3 separate regions of the Homo sapiens genome follow, and regions 2 and 3 are each linked to region 1. Evidence: read pairs that join two places in POLR2A ChIA-PET (ENCODE). Cell type or tissue: HepG2. All regions are shown on one strand.

What was found. ChIA-PET counts read pairs that join two places held together with the same protein. Peaks named below come from ENCODE experiments on the same cell type or tissue, not always from the same donor. Only the 100,000 strongest peaks of a DNase experiment are listed, where the experiment ranks them.
Region 2: POLR2A ChIA-PET joins it to region 1 with 5 read pairs; 2 of 35 experiments call an interaction of 5 or more read pairs at or near these places.
Region 3: POLR2A ChIA-PET joins it to region 1 with 6 read pairs; 1 of 35 experiments calls an interaction of 5 or more read pairs at or near these places.

Annotation. Positions count from the first base shown.
Region 1 is chr2:241,510,572-241,513,071 of GRCh38, reverse strand. No RefSeq gene overlaps it. Among named protein-coding and RNA genes, the nearest start is that of STK25, 3.2 kb to the right of the region's middle. In HepG2, no CTCF peak of the experiment used is centred here; a DNase peak (open chromatin) is centred at 1,538.
Region 2 is chr2:240,959,993-240,962,492 of GRCh38, reverse strand. All of the region lies in intron 20 of CROCC2 (ciliary rootlet coiled-coil, rootletin family member 2), which reads right to left. The region is part of intron 3 of UICLM (up-regulated in colorectal cancer liver metastasis); the gene reads left to right. Among named protein-coding and RNA genes, the nearest start is that of UICLM, 6.2 kb to the left of the region's middle. RefSeq lists an enhancer at 1-725. In HepG2, no CTCF peak of the experiment used is centred here; DNase peaks (open chromatin) are centred at 58, 1,352 and 1,702.
Region 3 is chr2:240,257,448-240,259,947 of GRCh38, reverse strand. No RefSeq gene overlaps it. Among named protein-coding and RNA genes, the nearest start is that of OTOS, 120 kb to the right of the region's middle. RefSeq lists an enhancer at 1-2,008. In HepG2, no CTCF peak of the experiment used is centred here; no DNase peak of the experiment used is centred here.

The DNA of each region.
Region 1 (2,500 bases):
AACTCCTGGACACAGGTGATTCTCCCACCTTGACCTTCCAACATGCTGAAATTATAAACTTTTTCTTTTTTTTTTGAGACAAAGTCTTGCTCTGTCGCCCAGGCTGGAGTGCAATGGCATGATCTCAGCTCACTGCAACCTCCACCTCCCAGGTTCAGGCAATTCTTCTGCTTCAGCCTCCCAAGTAGCTGGGACTATAGGCGTGTGCCACCATGCCCAGCTAATTTTTGTATTTTTAGTAGAGACGGGGTTTCACCATGTTGGCCAGGCTGGTCTCAAACTCCTGACCTCAAGTGATCCACCAGCCTGAGCCTCCCAAAGTGCTGGGATTACAGGCGTGAGCCACCGCGCCCAGTCTAAACTTTACTTTTCTTAAAACATGTTATCAATGTCTTTGGTTCTGTGGGTTCACTGAGCCCAGCTGAGTGGCTCCTCCTAAGAGTTGTGGTGACAGAACCTAGGGGTGGTGCTGTCTGAAGGCTCACCTAGGCTGGAATTCCATTTCCATTCATGTGTCTGACATTGGGGTGGCCACACAGCTCAGGGCTGGCTCTGCATCTACCTTTGTGTGTCTTTTCCACATGAGTTTCTGGGTAGATTTCTTAGGCTGACTTCTCCAAAAGTAAGAATCCAAGAGCCTGCGGTAATTTTAATCTATTGTCATTTTATCTCCTGATAGCCTTTTCTTGGGCTGTTTCTTGAAGCATTCTGTGTTTGTTCTAGGAATGTTCTAACGAGGTTCCAGAATGCTCTTCATTTCTCTGTGTTTCTATTTCTTCTCACGTCATCTTTCTAATTTACGTTGGTCTCTATTGTTCATGTTGAAAGTCTTCCCAAATACCCAATATCCTTAGCAGTCTTAAAGAGACTAAGACTGAGGTGTTAGGAAGCTCACAAGGAGTTTGCATTCAAAAGCAGGACTTGTCAAGCGCTGGGCTTTGCTGTAGAGACTGTGTAGGAAGCCCACTCTCAGGCCAGCCTAAATCCCACCTTACAGGGGTGTCTTTTTCTGGAATACCCCCACATTATTTATGCTAGGAAACCCTGTTGCTGTATGATTTGTGTGTGTGAGGGGATGGAGGGATGAGGAGTGGGAAGCTGTTGACTCATGCACATACCTGTCTCCATGGTGTCTCTGCTGTCGACCTCCTCTCCCCCAGCTCCAGCCCCTCACCTTTCCAGGGCTCTGTATCCAATGGAGGGGGCTCAAGTGAAGGCTTCTTCCCCCCATTTCACTGTCACCAAGCTTTACCTCTGGACATTTGTGGCACTCACCTGCTGGGAACCCACTCCTTTCTCTGAACAGTTTCAGGGTTTAGCCTCCCTTCCTGAGCCCCTTTTGACAAGTTATCAGGTCCCTGGTAGGGAAAGAAGAACAAGCTCAAGTGCCCGATCTCTTATCTTAATCAGAAGGGGAACCCAGTTCTAATCCAGATGCTGCTATGCTGTCCTCTTTCTGGGTTTCATTTCCTTGTCTGTCAAACCAGAGGGTGGCTTGGCCAACTCACACCTGACCCAGGTTGACACAAAGTCCAACTCCAGCTTCTCTCCACTCCTACCTGAATTCCCAGCAGCATACAAACAGGACTCAGGAGACCTGGGTTCAATCCTGTCTTTGCCATATTCTGGTTGTGGCCTTGGGCACGTCCCTTTACCTCTTAGTTATCCCTTGCCTGCCTCGGAGGGCTGTTGCAGTCACCAAGTGACTGGACCTGAAGGTAAGCTGCCCAAGGGGCTCAATTGTGAGTGTTCCCTCCTCCCACCCAAGGTCAGCCTTGTCAATAATAAACACAGTGACTCTCTGAGCACCTGCCAAGGGCCAGGCCCGCCACATACGGTGTTATTCTCACAATCTACAAGAAAAGTACTATTAGCGCCATATTCCCAAGGAAGAAAGTGAGTGCCCAGAGAAAAAACTAAAATTTCTTGGAGGTGAAAAATAGAGACCAGGCTCAGTGGCTCACACCTGTACTCTGAAAGCACTTTGGAAGGCTGAGGCGGAAGGATCACTTGAGCTCAGGAGTTTGAGAACAGCCTGGACAGCATGGGGAGACCCCGTCTCCACAAAAATTAGCTGGGTGTGGTGACATGTGCCTGTGGACCCAGCTACATGGGGAGCTGAGGTGGGAGAACTGCTTGAGCCTGGGAGGTCGAGGTTGCAGTAAGCCAAAATTGCCGCACTGCATTCCAGCCTGGGTGGCAGAGTAAGACCTTATCTGGGAAAAAAAAAGAAAGAATCACTGAAAAGAAAATTTTTATATGAAAGTTGAAAGATAAAACCGAAGAATAAGGCCGAGCGTGGTGGCTCATGCCTGTAATCCCAGCACTTTGGGAGGCAGAGGTGGGCAGATCACGAGGTCAGGAGTTTGAGACTAGCCTGACCAACATGACCAACATGATGAAACCCCGTCTCTACTCAAAATACAAAAATTAGCCGGGGGTGGTGGCGCACGCCTATAATCCCAGCTACTCAGGACGCTGAGGCAGGAGAATCGCTTGA
Region 2 (2,500 bases), 550 kb after region 1:
TCCACCCCCACACGTGGGAGCCATGACCGTGCTGAGCATTTTCCGCCGAGCTCAGCAGAAACCCGCCCAGAAGGTCAAGGACCAGCAAAAGGGCCCATGCATCATAAAAGAAACTGTTTTCATTTCCCAGCGCAGAGGAGATGAAAACAAGCAAAACAAATGCAGGGGAGGGCCTGCCCCCACTCCCGCCCCCACCCCACCCGCTCCCTCTGCCTCATGAGAACAGCCATCCCTTTTACAGGAATTTTACGGCCAAATCACTTAATGTGATTATAATAATTATTTCTTTGCTAGAAATTGTATAAACAGCCTCTTTTAAAAATCTCCTACAGGGAGGCAGCTCCAGAGCTCTGCAGGGAGGAGGGGCTGTGGAGGGAAAGCAGGGGAGGGTGAGAGTGTGTGTGTGTGTGTGAGTGTGAGTGCGTGTGAGTGTGAGTGTATGTGTGTGCGCGTGTGTGCGTGCGTGTGTGTGTGTGTGTGTGGGTGATGAGTGTGTGTGTGGGCCGGTGCAAGTGTCCTCTCTGTACGTGGTGTGCATACGTGTGTGTGCATGCATGTGTGTGCACGTCCGTATGCCTGTGCATGCACTACGTGTGTGTGTACATGTGTGTGATGAGCATGTGTGATGAGTGTGTGCGTGTGTGTCATGAGTGTATGTGTGCGTGCGTGTGTGTGAGTGTATGTGAGTGTATGTGTGAGTGCGTGTGTGTGATGAGTGTGTGTGTGTGAGAGCCAGTGCAGGTGTCCACTCTGTACGTGGTGTGCATACGTGTGTGTGCATGCATGTGTGTGCACGTCCGTATGCCTGTGCATGCACTACGTGTGTGTGTACGTGTGTGTGATGAGCGTGTGTGATGAGCGTGTGCATGTGTCATGAGTGTATGTGTGAGTGCGTGTGTGTGTGTGAGTGTATGTGTGATGAGTGTGTGAGTGTGATGAGTGTGTGTGTGTGAGCCAGTGCAGGTGTCCACTCTGTATGTGGTGTGCATACGTGTGTGCATGTATGTGTGTGCACGTCTGTATGCCTGTGCATGCACTACGTATGTGCATGTGTGCGCACACATGCGTGTGTGTGCTTGGTGCACGTTTCTGTGCACGCCTGTGTGCACTGTGTGGTGTCCATATGTGATTCCAGCGTGAGTGTGTGTGAGTGTGTGAGGCTTGTGTGTCTGCATTCAGCATGCACACACCACTCTGAGTGTCAAGTGTACACCGGTGTGTGTGGTCTCACTGCGTGGATGATGTGTATGCATGTGTGTGCACACGTGTGGACCTCAGGCAGGGTCTGAGAGACTGGAAGTTCCTCCAGTTTAAAGGTTGTGAAAAAGTTATGGTTTCCATGGTGACCCTGGGCCAGCCTGGCGCCTGCACGGGCTCTGCTTGCTTTTCTCTGTGATTGTTCCTCTTGTCCCCCTTAACCGTCCTCAGCTTTTAGCCCCCACTCCCTTTCTGGGCACCCTGCTCTGTTCTGCTCCTCTGAGAGCCTGACCTTCCCATGAGGCCTGCACTCCCTTCCTTGAGGCCAGCAGAACCAATGCACCCCCACCCTCTCCACACCTCCCCCTCCCCCTCCCCCTGCTGCCCCCAGTTTTGCAATCTCGTTTTGCTTCCCCGTGTGGTCGCTGACCGGGCCTGACTTTGAAATCTGTTGAAAGGAGACCTTTCTCCTTGGGGCCAATGTAAACAGCCGGTCATGTTAAATCATGTTCTCTTCCTCTCTCAGCCTGCCTCTCGGGGGTGCTTGGGGAGGGCTGAGCCCCTCTTCTCACTCTCCCCTGCCGGCCGGCCCGGCCTCTGGGGCGTGGTGTGCGCCAGCCGCTCGCTCCAGCACCAGGTCAGCTGCGCAGCCTCCAGCCTTGGCAAGCAGCCCAGGGAGTGTGCGAGGTCGCCCCGTCCCCGTGGGCCCCGCTGGGGCTCCAGCTGACCCTCCCCTCCTCTAGCCCAGATCCGCGTGCCCTCCTGCCCTTGCCACACACAGGCGTCCCCCCGTCCTGCCAACCCCCCTCAGAAATGCCTCTCCAATCTGCCTGCCCGCTGAGCCCAGGTGAGCCTAGCCCTGGCCACTCTTGCCCCCTGCCCAAGACTGTCCCCCACCCCACGTCACCATCATGTGGCTCCTGGGGGCCTCCGTGTCAACCTCGGGCCCTTGGCCAGGCCCAGGCACACCCCGAAATCTCCACTAACCCACTTATTTTCTTGCCTGCTGCCCCAAATCCAGCCTCCCCCGACCTTAGTGTCCAGCCCAGTGAAGTCCGCGCCTCCTGCTGTGTGGGCAGAGCCCAGCTTGTCTAGGGCCTCCCCGTGCCTCAGTGGATGGCTCGATGGGCCTCTTGGCCAAGGGTCCGAATTCCCCTTCGCCCCAGGTCATGCCTGTCTCTCGGGAAGGCTTTGGGAGGCGACAGCTGCCCCAGTGCCTCCAGAGTCAGGCCCTTCCTGACTCCACTTTCTTAACTGTGCGTGGAACGAGGGGGCCGGCTGGACTCCTGGAGCCTTTGGCTGC
Region 3 (2,500 bases), 1.3 Mb after region 1:
CTGCAGGCCACAGCACCCCTCATGGGCATTCTCTTCGTCCTTGTTGACCTTTCTAAGCTCTGCCCCTCCTCTGAGTGCTCATTTCTGTGCTAAAATTATCTGGCAAATTCACTTCCACTCAGGCCTCAGAGGAAAGACGTGCAGCTCCTCCAGCAGGAGGGGCAACAGCCTGGGGTTTCCGGAAATCCAGGCTCCTGGCCTCTGACATGGGAGGGTGCCTCCAAGGGCTCTGGGCCTCGGAGTAGGTGACGTTGCACAAAGAAGTGAGATCCTAGCTGGGCTGCGAAAAACTTCCCATGGGATGTCCAGCTCAGGCCAGGAAGTCCTAGAGGGGTCCTGGAGGAATTGTGGGAGGGGCAGACTCAGGCGTGCAGACCACAGAGAGGTGAGAGGTGGGGGGTATTCTTGGCCTGGTTGAAGCCCCTCCCTGACGCCACTCTTATCTCAAGCTGGGGCTGAGGTAGGGGGCTGCGCAGCCCCAGGGCGCAGAGCCAGCTGTGTGGCTGCCTCAGTCCTTCAGCAGTGGAGATAAGTCACAGCGGCTGTTTCTGTTGTGTTGTCAGAGAGCAAAAATAGACTGTGTCTCCCTTTCCCAGAAGGGCCCTGGCATGGGCCTGGGCCAGGCTGCTGTCTGCCCTTGGCCTTGAGAAGAACGATGCCTGGCCGAGCGGTCAAGAGCATGAGTGGAGTTTGCCCGCTCCCCGCCTCCTCTTGCTCGTGGGGGAAACAAAAGCCTGGCTGGGGAAGGGCTCACTAGGCCTGCCCCTTCCATTCTCCCTCAGGGCCTCAGGCTGTGAGGGCGGTGGGGACCCCTGTACTCCACATCCAGCTCCATGGGGCCTCAAAGGTGGGGCTCCCTGGGAGTGCTGGGCTGAAGAGCCCTAGGACCCTGAACCAGACCCAGGGCAGGGTGGTCTGTGCTGCAGGGCTCGGGCAGGAGAGTGAACCCACACACACTCAGCCGCCTCCCAGAGCTCTCAGGGACACACAGTCAGCCGGCGATCAGCCTAGGGGAGCAGGTCTGTGAGGATGGGTGGGCTCCCTCGGGGAAGAGCAGCAGGGGCTCCCAGGGGCTCTTAGGGCGCCCTTGGGTGAGGGTGTCAGCCCTTTGACCTGCGAGCTCCAAGTGGAACTTGGCTGGAGCTGTTTCCATGGCCTAGGCGGACCCCCAGTCTAGCTAGCCAGGGTGAGGGAGGGTACCGGCCACACTGTCCAGCCCCCAAGTTCCGTTCCAGCTTCCACTGGATGAGATGGGGCACTGCACTGCACAGGGGCCACCCTCTCTGGACCAGATAGGGGACCCCGATGAACCTCTCAAGTGGAGGGACAAGGAGATAGAGCGGCTTGCTCTGCAGGGTACCACTCTGCCGTCTCCGTCTCTGAGCTGGAGCTGCTGTGGGCTGTCTCTCCCCAGGCCGGTGTGGACCCTGGTGCCTCCTTTATGGTATAGGGCGCTGTGAGTTGGGCAGAGCGGGCATCTTCCTGACCCAGGGCATGAGGGCTGCCCAGTGGGGGTGAGTGGGACTGCAGCTGAGCTGGGGTTTGGGTTCCCAACAGTGAGGGTCCCTGGTAGGATCGGGCGCTCCCTGTCCATATGGAAAGCAGACACAGTGCTCTGTCACCCAACAGGTGAGCTCTGTAGAGTGTCGGGGAGGCCAGCTGGGGCCTAGTGCATGGTGGTGTCACACACGCTGGTCTCCACCCGTTGGCACAGGGACCGGCCACCTCCCAAGCCCTGCTCCAGGTTCCTGACTCAAGCCCCTGGAGGAGGCCTGTGAGGAGACGGTCAGGGCCTCAGGGTCCCTGAGAGCCTGGAGCTCTGGAATCCGGAAGGCTGCTCCTTCACGTTCACCTGGCAGGGGCCAAGGCTGCTGTGAAGCTGAGGGTTTGGGGAATCAGCCTCCACTTCGGGCTGCGAATCCCTCGGCTCCTTCCCGCTCCTGGCTCTCCGCCGCCCCCGGCACCCCCATGTGTTTATGCCCCACTTATCTCCCGCAGCACATTTCGGAGGTGGATGTAAAGAAAATTCTGATCTTTTAAAATAGATTTCACAGGGGAGGTGGAAAGCGGGAAGGAAGGGATGAGTTTGTCTTGCGTTTGTTTTTAAAATAGGCCAGTGTGAGCCTGGTGTTTACGGTCGGCTGATGATGTCGCCACATCGTCCGTTCCAGCCCCCAGGACAGTCATTTCTGCTGAGCCCACGCACCATTTCTTGGCTTTTTGGTTCTCAAACCCAGGGCTGCGTGGTCTCACGATATTTGTGGTTGTGTGTGTGCGCACACGCGTGTGTTTATGTGTGTGCGTGTGTGTGCACGCGTGTGGAGGTGGGTGAGCTGGGAACGAAGCCTGCGGGGAAGCTGGGTGGACGGCACCACCCGCGTCACCCTCTATCCTGTGTGTGCTCACACGTGAGTGACAGGAAGTAGCTGGGCCTACAAATACTTGCCCTGGGTGGCTGTGGCTGGAGATGATTGGCCGGGGCTGGTCAGCATCTTAGGGG